3 separate regions of the Mus musculus genome follow, and regions 1 and 2 are each linked to region 3. A link is a loop called in an ENCODE intact Hi-C map of the cell type or tissue named here. Cell type or tissue: left cerebral cortex. All regions are shown on one strand.

Region 1 (4,000 bases), 50 kb after region 3:
ACAAGTAAAATTTTTCTTTGTGGAGTTTCCTGGAGCTTTTTGCCTTTTGTGGAAGAAAGATAGTCTTGCTAGGCAGTCTAAGCTTTCCCACTTGTGGCCCTTCTGCCTCAGCCTTCTCAGGCTCCATTTTCCCACCTATCTTTAGCATGTGGTTGATTGAATATGCATCCACGGTTATGAAAAGCAGACCTTCTGAATCCCACCAGTGACTGGCCTGGCACCCTGCAGTCACTAACTCACAGGCAAGTTCTTAAGACTGCTTGAACAGGAAGGTTTTGTTTGTAAAGACACTTTCTTGCCCAGATTCTCTACTACATACCTTTCTCTGAATTTCAGTCCAAGAACACTTCCAAAATAACAACTCTGAGCTTCACCATACTCAAAAGAACTAATCATAATCTGGAAGATTAAGCAAGATTAATTCTTTAGCCTACTTCCTTCCAAATTTCTTATAGAAAGTTATCTACAGTGGAATCCTTGCTGTCTCTCAAATCAAAGCTACCAGTTTGGGGACGGAGTAAGGACAAGAAAAATTTAGTAGCAATAGTAAACCAGAAAACCTAAGTGTGACATACTCTAAACCAAAGTATGCTCTTATAACCACCTGGAAATTATTTTGCCTGAGGTCTATATACTTCCCTTAACTCAGGTATGGGAATCTACAGGAGCTACTCATAGTGACTTTCATGGATTTTCTGGCTTACAGTTTGTTGTTGCTGATTTGAGGTACAGGTGATTAACTCAGAATCTTATACATGCTAGGTAAATTCTCCATCTGCGGGCAATTGATTGTCTTCATTTTACCTTCCCCTCTTTCTCATCAAATGAAGACACCTACTGGCTAATTCATAGCATCAACAGAACATTGTCTGAAATATTAAGAGCATAGAGACCTTGAATAATCAAAGCACATAGTTAACATAATTAAGAGCATTCTGTTAACTAAGTAAATGGTTTTCAAGTCTATAGGCAGTATTTTCCCTACACTTGTTTCTCAAAACTTTTTATCAATGGTGAAAGAGATGCCAAGTTTCTCTGTACCACTGTTAAGATAAAAAATTTCTGTTCTTTCATGATCTTTTGGAGTAGCCAGATAAATGTGGTATCTAGAATAAGAAAAAAAGGGGAAATGAGATTGTCTTTTTATACATAAAGCAATGAGGAAGTGCAATGGTTTTATATCCAGGCCTGGTCCTTTTCAGAGAATGTACTTGGAGGAAATGCCATAGCAGGCCCTCTGAAGACACCCATCTTTTATCAGGTTCAAATTAAAGATGTATCTTTTTATTAATACCCTGATGGTGTGTAATTGTTAGTATTAAATAATAAGTAGTGATATATATTTAACTTACTTAATCTAGATCAAGTTAAACCAATGATCATCTGAGGACAGTGACAGGTGTGTGTGTGGGGGGGGGGGTTCCAGGAGGATGCAACCTGGGCAAATTACTCTCTATCTCACATCAGACAGAGAAGCCAAATGATTAGACCATTAACAGACATTAATATATTCAAGTCAATTAATCTGTAGCCATTGAGTGACCAGAAGTTGTCTATACTTTCTAGCTACTCACTGTGGTTTGCTATAGTTACGCATCATGCATTTCAAGTCCAGCCTTTTAACTTTTAAAGTTCAATGGAATTCAAGCATAATGACAAAGTCTGAACAAAAGAAAGGGTATTTAAATTGCTGAAGGTTTAGACCACTTAGTCTTTCTCATCAGAAGCTGAACCTTCCAAATGTGAGAAAAACAGTTCCCTCTACCAAGTGGATTTCTACACAAGAGATGGGCCAAGCGGGAGATCGTTTCTTAATATTTAATCTCCTTTCTCCAAGATCTTTTAAAAAAGAGGCATCTCTTCCTCCATCTCAATATAGGAGGATAAATTTCTACCCAAACAGGAAGGTCTGGAGGATGCTACCAGCTGTCATGAGTTTCCCTATGACTTGAAGACTCTTGGCTCGAGCCATCCTGAAGCATCTTGTTTCCTGTTCTCTGGGTTACAGCCCAGGCCAAGAATAGTACTCCATTCATGCTACTGTGTACACATCCTTTTTATTTGCAGTTTTCTCTTAAATATGTGTAAAACCCTGTTCTTGTACATTATCCAAGGTAAATGGAAATATTTTTTAAGTAGGCACAGAGCAACAGATTTATTTCCTGCCCAGTCTATCAAAAAGCACTGCTTGGGGGAATTCCATTCCAGAGCTAAGACCCATAGGAACTGAGGGGCCATAAGCACCCTATCTACAGCTCCAGACAGACAGACAGCAACAGGACAGCAAAACATAGCATATCCACATCCACCCAGAACTTTATATCTCTGGACATGTTCTGAGCCTAAAAAAGGTCAGGAGGCTGTAAAATTGGTCTCTTTTAACAGGTCAAGCAATGTGAAATCACCTACAAAATGCTGATCTCATTGTTAACCAAAACAACCCTAAAAATCAAGTAAGATTCGTGCTGATAAGCAAGAATGCAAAATCCACTGTTTCCCAACCATCTCTATTCCAAACAATTTCCTATATATCTTTAGTGCTCAAACAATTTGCAGAACACCTTGTGTTTTTTGTTGTTACTGTTATTCTTATTGTTGTCAGGTTTTGGGTGGGGGGATTGTTATTGTTATTCTTGTTTGTTTTTGTTTTTGAAACAGGGTCTCACTTTGTAGTCCTGGCTGGCCTGCAACTTGCCATGTAAACCGACCAGACTGTTCTCTCAAACTCAAGTGAACCGACTTGCAGGAGAGCCTGTAAGCCACAGGCCTGGCACTGTTAAGAGATATCTACTCACTCTCTCATTTACTCCACATCCATATTCATAGTCCTTCCTGGCCCTTGAGCCCTTACAGAACTGCCAAGTGAACAGGCAAATAGAGCAATATGAAAACTATTATTAATGAACAAGTACCAAGTCAGAACTCTCTTCATGCCTCTGGTCACCTCGTTATTTGTATGTATGCCTCTAATTAGATGATGCACATTTAGGGCATGAATTTGTCCTTGAATACTCAGAATTCAGCATTTAAACAGTGTTTCTGTTGTGCGTGTATGTGAGTTGAGTTGTGTGTAAGCATATGCACACAGAAGAGAAGTATCTCTTCTGGCACCTGCAGAAGCCAGAAGAAAAAGTCTGACTCCCTGGAGCGGAAGTTACAGGCAGTTAGGAAGCACCAGATGTGAATGCTAGGATGCAAACTCCAGCCCTCCTGAAAGGGCAGGAAGCTTTCTTAACCAGTTGTCCAGTCCCACAGCACTTGTTTTACACAGCCCATTCTAATTGATGTTTCTTGGATTATTGAATGACTCGTAGAGACTGAGTAGGCTCTTTGTAAAATAAAGTGAATAAGCAGCATTTCTGCTAGGGAAAAAAACCTTTCATTTTATACTTCAGACTAGACTACTAATTATAGCACAACACTGGAAGAAAATAGAAGGCTCCTGATTATAGAACTACAAAGAAAAGGGGGATACAACACACTACGCATTGTAATAATAAAAAGAAGACTGAGATTGCATGGTAAAATCTGCTCCTAACTAGGACTGCCGCATCTTTCTGAGTTTAACATTTTAAATCTTTAACTGACTTTCTTTGCTTGGTGAGTACAGAAAAATATAGTAAAGGAAGTACAAGGGTTCTATGATTTAAAGCAAGGGAGGACAAACTCAAACCACCACACTTCTTGTTGGTCATTTAGAAAGGCATCCATTGACAGGACAAATGAACAGGCACTATTCGCCTCTGGGGAATGGGATTACCTTTTATGGATTCAATAAGGTGTAAAAAAATTAATATCACTCAGATAAGCAACAAAATGGGTAATTAAATGTTAAATTAAAGAATCAAGATGACTGCTAGGTCTTCAGAGTTTAAGAACACACAGAGACACATGTGAGGAGAGCAGTCACTAAGTCACCCTTTATTATAGCCACTTTTTCTTTTCCTTTTTTTTTTTTTAAGATTTTATTTATTTTGTGTATTTGAGTACACCACCACTG
Region 2 (4,000 bases), 61 kb after region 3:
AGGTATTTTTAAATACTGCTGCTGAATTAGGTAAGCAAGACAGCAATAAAAAAGGACAGTGGTAAAACTTAGAAATCTGGACGCATTCTGCATTTCACTGTTCAAATATATTTAATAACTTATTTCATTAAAAAAAAGCCTTAGGAGGTTGATGCAAAGGACCAGGGGCTCAAGGTCAGTCTGAGTTACTTAGTGAGACCTTGTCTCAAAATAGTAAAATGAAAAACAGCTAGGGATATTCCAATGGTACAGTTCTTTTTCTGCACATTTGAGATCATAGGTTCAAACCCAGAAAACGAAAGAGTGACAGACACACACCACTAGCCTAACTGCCCTAGATAAGATGTCTCTAATACACTTCCATGTTTCTCTTAAGTTGATAGCAAAATGAGGTTATGTCCCTTAAACAAAGCCAATTATGTAGCAGAGAAAAATTACCTGAGACATATTAAATACCTCACATAGTTTTAGTACAGGTAAAAAATACTGAATTTTGGCCCTATTCCAGAGACTGAGATGCTAATGTCTGTAAAAAAGAATCTGTACACTGACTCCTGGCAGCCTGTACTAAGTGTTAAGGTTTGGCCACATGTGAAATGACCTCTGCTATTTAAAAACATCTCAGGTGAAGTAGAAAATCTATAAGTACCCAGAGAGAGAGAGAGAGAGAGAGAGAGACAGAGAGAGAGAGAGAGAGAGAGAGAGAGAGAGAGAGCCCTTCCCAAGCCCCTTTAGTGTCACTTAAGATAGTTGTGCTGGTTTACAAGGAATGCTGGATGTCCACACTACGTAACAAGAATCCTATACTGAAACTGAGGCACCATTATTTCTCACCAGAGCTATCTGCTATCGTGACGCTGTCAGTCAAGGGAGGCAGTACAGAGACTTGTATCAAGGGAAGTGTATACTAGCAGAAAGCCCTGTGTGTAAAGGGGGCTTCAAAGGAGTTTCAGTCACCCGACAAAGCCATTACAGCAAATATTTAACACACAGAGGTTCACACTGGTGGAGAGGAGAGAAACAACTACTGCTACCCCCTTTTCCCTTTAAACAAAAGGTTTGAGAGAATAGAAAAAAGAAGAAACTAGAAAGGGCCACATATGTTAGAAGGTTGGTTTAATCTTTACCTTTATGGCAAGGTAATTTTACAAGCACCATTTAACTTTCTCACTAGACACAAAATAGAGTAAGTCGGTTAATGCCTTCATTCTACACTTCCAACTCGACAAGCACTTGTTTCTTCTCCAGAAAATTAAATTGATTCTCACAAAATGATACCCAAATGTGTGCTTTCAGAAGCAGATCCCAAAACAGATGGGATTCTCAATGGGAGGATGTAAAGACATTTCCCATTTCAATTTGAAGTTAAGAATTGGTGGGTTTCATTTTCTTCATTAGGGGTGGGCCTAAATGACTTCCAAACTCCCTCTCCACCTTCGACTACGTGATTTTAAAAGAACAAAAGGAAAAGATTTTCAATTATAACCGTCAGATTTTAAACCAAGCATTAGCAAGAAACTCTGACTTGAGAACTGTCAATCAGTGGAAAGGATTTCAAAATAGTAGAATCTTCTTCCCCAGACACAGTTAAAAATAGTCTAGACAGCCATCTGTCTTGGTGGGGTGCAGCCGTTCCAGAAAGAGGGCACCAGAACAGAACCCGCTGTCCACCCAGGGTGTCTGTGAAGAAGGGATAGGGCTAAGCAGCACAAAGGAAGGGACAGAAGCCCATAGCAACCCAGGGACAGCTGCAGAAAAGGGAAGTGGCAAAGACTTCCTGTGGAAAGAGAAGACTTAGATTGCAGGGAGGACAGAATAAAGGAAACAAACAGACAAGACAAAAACAAACACTAAACAAACACATGAAATAACACCTAACTCTGAGATCTATGTGGATGTTTGAACCAACCTGCTTGCTACTGACAGCAGCTCTGTCTGGTCCAGCGGATAAGAAGCTCGGCCACAGCTCCTTGAGGAGTTATTGTTCCCTTCTCTAGTTCCCAAAGAAGGGTACACATGAAGCCCAAATGAAAACCAGGAACTGTCTAATAAATTCACAATCTCCCTGAGTAACCAACAGTACCTACAGAGTATCTCTGGGAAGTTTCCCTTTAAAATCCAGGGCCTCCTTTCTTCTCCCTGCTACCTGCATTGGCTATTTGTGCTCCAAGCTCCCCTGCCATCTTTACTATTTCTTTCTTAATATTTAATATTTCTTTCATTGTTATAGAAACAATATGCTCTCTTGGAGTATGGAAAGAGATGAAATGTTCCTGGACCATTGGAAACATAACTCCAGTGGGAAATGAAGAAGAAATCACTGCAATAGCCTGTGACCTCTACAAAAGTAGACCTGTCTTTTTTGCCTGCAAAAATGATCAACCATTTGCTCTCTCTCTCTCTCTCTCTCTCTCTCTCTCTCTCTCTCTCTCTCTCTCTCTCTCTCACACACACACACACACACACACACACACCTTCTCTGTGCAGTTATCCCCAATGTACACATGTGGTGCTTTAAACTACTTTGTTCTTATCACCACTGTGTCTTCCTAAAGCACAACGGAGTCAGTACACAGACTTCTGAGAACCAAGCTTTACTGATAGAAAAAACACAGGAAGCCAACTCTTTTCATGTCTCCATAATACAAAAAGTTCCTACAGCGGGAAAGAGGGCAGTGAGGTCAAAGAGTCAATATCAGAGATTCACCAAGTCAATGTAGCCAGCTCACTAAAGAGGAAAGCAAGGAATGGCCACCAATTGTTGACAGTCAGACTCAAGGGAGTACAATGAAACCAGTACCTCAGGTTCTCTACAAAATATTATTTCTGATTGTTGCCAGCAAGGGAGAAACCTGAAGCTGAAGCATTAGTCTGTTTTGTTGCTGTTTTACTGTTCTCAGAGTCAGAGAAATGTGTAAGCTAACTAGAAGAAAATTCATTCTGTAGGGACCAAGAGTAAGGTGAGTGAGTCCTTACAGTGGCAATCTGAGTCTATTATTACCTTGTAGATGGGGCTTCACCTTAACAAAAGGTACCAAATAGGAAATGATGGCTAAAAAGATGGGTCCAGAAAACTCAAAGAGCCCCAAAACAAATGAAGGTGATAACCTTCATAGCACAGAGATCCCCAACACCCAGAATTAGTTACCATATGGAAGCAAACCACACCTAGAAAAGTAAAAACTGCATTCTGAGTTACTTTCTGTGAACATTATAGAGGTTTAGCTAAAGTATTCATATCTTCGCTTTGCTAGGAACAAGGCCAGCATACTGACACATAACAGCTCTAGGAGCAGTTATGGTCCAGGGCCAAAACCTTCTGGGAAGAAAAACCTCTGATTCTCTGCAATGTTCAAGATTCTATGACCAAACTCCAGGACTATGAGAACAGCACATTGGAAAGTGTCTGTCCTCACTTACAACCTTATGGACACAGAGCAAGGGCTTTTCTAGGACCTGCTTTACATAGCTATGAAACCGAAGGTTTGCTCATTTGTCAGAGCTGGGATCTTTAAAGCCCTTGGGATTCAGTCACCTGATATGGAATTCAGACTAATTAAGGCCCCAGGGTGCTGCAACTAAGCAGCAGAGAGCAGGTTTCCAAGGAGGAGGCTGAATAGACATACAGAAGTAGAACATCCTCTAGAGGTCATCTTCTCCACCAGCCCACCACTCTCCTCCAACACTCTGCAGGCTACAGGAAAGCAAGTGCAGACAATGAGTGGGTGTCCAGTTTCTCAAGCTCACCTGGAAAGAAGCCACATTATCTTTCAATGCCCCGAAGCTGCAAAACCTCCAAGGAAGAACTCAATAGTATAACCACCCCACTAGCTTCCTATTCAGTCTCATAATTCAACATGATGAACCTGGCACACTGCCAGCCAGGACTGCTCCAGAAAGATACAGATGAAAGATGTTAAATCAGAGTATGGGAGTGCGAAAAGAACACTGGATGAGGCAACAAAACAATGAACAAAGGGAAAAGAAGCATTAGGGTGTG
Region 3 (4,000 bases):
AGTCCCAGGAAGTCAGGAAGTGCTCCTTCTAGCAACTTTATCTTTCCTACTGCTGCCCTCTTAGGTGGTCCCATACTCAAGGAGAATCGGTTTTCTCTGGTTCTCCACTTTTCTCTCACTTGCAACCAGAGCTGTAATGTTCTCTATGGTCAGCAGACTCTGCTTTTCAACCCAATGTCATCTTGTGAGGGTGGCAAATAGCTTTGAACTTGATTTTGAAGGAAGATTCCACTAGCAGAAAAAAGGGAAGTACCTGCAGCAACCTGCACATACATAGGCTAGGCCTAAGACCAAGAACATGGACTCTACAAGAATTTTAATTGTGTACTTATTCTTTTACTGAAGGGAGTACTGAGAGTTGAATATCTAAAAAATTCTATTACTTTATATTTTTTGTGTGTTTGAGTACTTTGCCTACATGTATATATTATGTGTGTGCCTGATGCCCTAGAGGTCAATAGAGGGCATCAGATCCTATGGAACAGGAATCACAGAGGTGGTGAGCTATCATATGGGTGGTAGGAACTGAAGCTGGGACCTCTGGAAGAACAACCAGTGCTCTAGCCTCTACTAGTTCATGAGATCCCAAGGCCAGGCTCTCCTGCGACCTTCCCAAGAGTAACAACTCACAGAAATCAGGTAGGCAGAGTTACTTTGCCTGTGCCCAACCTTCATGTACTGCTAACTTAATGTTACCAAAAATAAAATATTTTTTTATTTTTTATGGTTTTTTTTTGAGGGGGGTAGTCCTAAGTTAAGGTCCCTTTAATTTCTTTGGACATCCTTCTCTAAGAGTCTAGAATATAATTTTAAAACGTCCAACAAATATTTATTAAGGAGAAGGAAAAGATAAGAAAATATTGACAACAGGCTACAAAATAGCATAAGGTCTGTGTAAGAAGCACAGCAGGATAGCCAAGCATGGTGTTTCTCTAAAGCTCCACATGGGGTAGGGGTGGGGGAGAGAAACTACTTCAAATTAAAACAAAGACATTAGTTATTAAAAGCAGGAGATCAAAACCAAATGAGCTGAAAAGTAATTTACAGCAAGCTTGTTGAAAGAAAAGAAGAAAAGAAAAGCCAGCACATTATTAATTAGAATCCTTCAGAATCCTGTGGGGCAATATTAACACAAATTCCACTTAAAGAGACAATCAAAGGCTCAACAACAAATAGGAATACATTTATGCTCTTCAAAGAGCCAAAGAAAATGCCAAAACATCTTCCATAAGAAGGCTTCCTACTGTCACATAAGATTTTATCTCCACTTTTAATCAAACAAGGCTGTAACAATCAGTGGACAGGGAGGCCACATTACTTAGCAGAAGGTAGAATGGAATAATCAGTATAGTTGTCTACAGCTTCTTTCACTGTCTGGGGCAGAGGGATGGGACCATCAGGTCAGATTTTACATGAGTCATGCTGTAAGGGCTGTAATGAGGCTATCTTCACTGAGCCATGTGGGGAAGGACAAAAGGTGAACATGGACAAAGAGCAGAAAGCACAGTCACAGGGTGACAGCGTAATGACTTCCAGAGGAAACATTTTTTTCCAAAAGAAAATGAAAATACGGAGTTCAGCAACATTTGCCCCTAAACGCAGCTACTTAAAACTATAACAAAAATAACCATCCTAACCCAGGATGAATGGCTGAGATGGAGCCAGAGTAAGAGACTGGCCTGGAAAAGGGTGGGATGAATCCATGTGTACTGTCTTCAGCTCTGGCCAACCTGCTCCATCCGAAGTTGAATAAACTCCACATCCCAGAGCGGGATCTATCTGAGCTGCTGCTGGCAGCTGTTCTCCTGGCAGCACAGGCAGACAAATTCATGGCATTACTGGGCCAACAGCTGCTACAGCTCTGGGGGAAGTGACAAGTGCCTGCTGAGAATGAGCTATTCTGGGACCAGTCATAGAGTCAGCAAAATTGAGGCTACAGTTTGCTGGCTGAATGAAGATACAGTATACTTCCTACTCCAAAGTTTAGAAAACCAAAAAGTGCTTTCTCTGCCCCAGCTTGTTTGACTCAGGTGATTCTTGCCTTTACATTCAGCTCAATCTTTCTATTCCCAAGGGCATGACTTTCATTTGGCTCATATTACTACTGTCACCAATGGACTACCCTATATCCCTTCTATGTCCTTTCATCTAGGTTCTTTGTTTCTTTCCTTTTAAAGTGATTTATTTATTTTTATTTTCTCTGCATTGCTGTTTTTGCCTGCATGTTTGTGTGTGGTGTGTGTATGAGGGTGTCAAATCCCTTGGATAGGGTGTTATAGACAGTTGTGAGCTGCCATGTGGGTGCTGGGAATTGAATCTGGGTCCTCTGAAAAAGCAGCCAGCGCCCATAACCACTGAGACATCTCCCCAGCCATAATCATCTAGGTCCTTGCTAAAGCATGGACATAATTCAGTTCCTTGCTCAGAAATTGTCAGTGGTTCCTCTATACTTACAAAACAAAGCCCTAACTCTATAGGCTAGTATTTACAAACCTCTATAATCTGGCTTACCTTTTCCAGATTTACTCAATATTATAGTTCATATAGTTCAGAAAAGCAAATAAGTTATCCATCAGCCATGGTTTTCTTACCTCAGGGCTGATGGTAACACTATTCTCTATCTAAAATGCTTCATTCTCCAATTTCTTCCATTGTGTCAATTATATTAAATATTTAGGAAAGATACACAGCCTTGGCAGTCTTACTTTTCCATTCCTAACCACTGAACTTCTGAAAGTCTCTTTTCCTTGGCCTCAACCAGAACAAATTACTCTTTTATGTGTACTATGTATGATGGGGGGCATTGTTCTTTCACACACTTGTCCTTCCACACACCATGAAACTTAGGCAATGTTATAAACACTGTCCCTCAATGTGACAGACATTTTCCCCTTCTATAGTGATAGAAACTCCTCTTTCTAGGTCACCCAAATTAATAAATATATTGTCTACCCTGCCCCCCCCAACAGTGTAGATAACCATGTGACTGTAGTGTTTGGCTGGATGAGTTAAGGCATGTATGTGCTGCTTCCAGACTATACCTTTAAAGAATAAAGACATGTTTCCCTCTTGCCCTGTTGCTTTTCCCAATGGGGGAAATTTGACATCGTGACAATGAGCTACTTTGGGATATATAGCAATAAACGACACTCTAGGGGTGAGATAAGGAGCCTGACGCTGTCCTGACTGGTTAAAAGAATGTTATGTATAGAAAAATCTGCACCTGTCTTGCATAAGCTAACACTACATAAAGTCTACTATAGCAGCCACATCTATCTTAACCAAACTAGTCATGGCTAAAATGTCTTTTCTGCATCAAAAGAAAGAAAGAAAAAAGTAGGCAAACAAGCAAGCAAGAACAGATCAGAAATGAGAAGGCCATTATTTTTTTTTCATGCTACCTACAAACTGGCAGCACAGTTGCAGGAGCACAGCTGTCTGCAGCAATGCCTGTAGTACACAAACATCTGAGCACACAGAAATGAGGGGGAGATGGGAAAATGAAGATTCCATCCGCAATGTTAAAGTGAGAAGTAGAGGCCCCATCAGCACATTAGTGAGACAAGACAGAAGTTAGCCACTTCTGTGGATTCTTCAGATGCTCACTGGGGTTAGCATCTTATTCTTATTAAGTGCATTTGTCCATACAACTCAGCCAACACCTCTTCTAGTACACTATACCAAGTAAGTGTGCTATTATGTGACCATTTTTGACCTATAAAACCCAGCAATTCAGATGTTCCATTCTGAGAGAAGAAAGCTTTTTGTCTTCAAGCTTTTTTAAAAAAGGATTTATTTCATGTGTGTGTGTGTGTGTGTGTGTGTGTGTGTGTGTGTGTGTGTGTGTGTTGTAATTGAGTACAGTGCTCATAGAGGCCAGAAAAGGGCAACAGATTTCTAGATTGCCTGATAGGGGTCTAAGAACCCAATTTGGATCCTCTCAAGAGCAGCAAGTACTCTTAACCACTAAGCCATCCCCTGCTCTGCTTCTCTCAGAATG

Evidence for each region. Peaks named below come from ENCODE experiments on the same cell type or tissue, not always from the same donor. Only the 100,000 strongest peaks of a DNase experiment are listed, where the experiment ranks them.
Region 1: a loop joins it to region 3, with 2.4 times the contacts of the local background. A loop is called at or near these places in 6 of 42 quality-filtered maps.
Region 2: a loop joins it to region 3, with 2.0 times the contacts of the local background. A loop is called at or near these places in 3 of 42 quality-filtered maps.

What each region holds. Positions count from the first base shown.
Region 1 is chr1:131,480,477-131,484,476 of GRCm38, forward strand. All of the region lies in intron 2 of Srgap2 (SLIT-ROBO Rho GTPase activating protein 2), which reads right to left. Among named protein-coding and RNA genes, the nearest start is that of Srgap2, 45 kb to the right of the region's middle. In left cerebral cortex, no CTCF peak of the experiment used is centred here; DNase peaks (open chromatin) are centred at 1,966 and 3,154; H3K27ac peaks cover 1,488 bases.
Region 2 is chr1:131,490,865-131,494,864 of GRCm38, forward strand. The region is part of intron 2 of Srgap2 (SLIT-ROBO Rho GTPase activating protein 2); the gene reads right to left. Among named protein-coding and RNA genes, the nearest start is that of Srgap2, 34 kb to the right of the region's middle. In left cerebral cortex, no CTCF peak of the experiment used is centred here; DNase peaks (open chromatin) are centred at 1,691, 3,322 and 3,803; H3K27ac peaks cover 718 bases.
Region 3 is chr1:131,430,207-131,434,206 of GRCm38, forward strand. All of the region lies in intron 3 of Srgap2 (SLIT-ROBO Rho GTPase activating protein 2), which reads right to left. Among named protein-coding and RNA genes, the nearest start is that of Srgap2, 95 kb to the right of the region's middle. In left cerebral cortex, no CTCF peak of the experiment used is centred here; a DNase peak (open chromatin) is centred at 1,854; H3K27ac peaks cover 1,398 bases.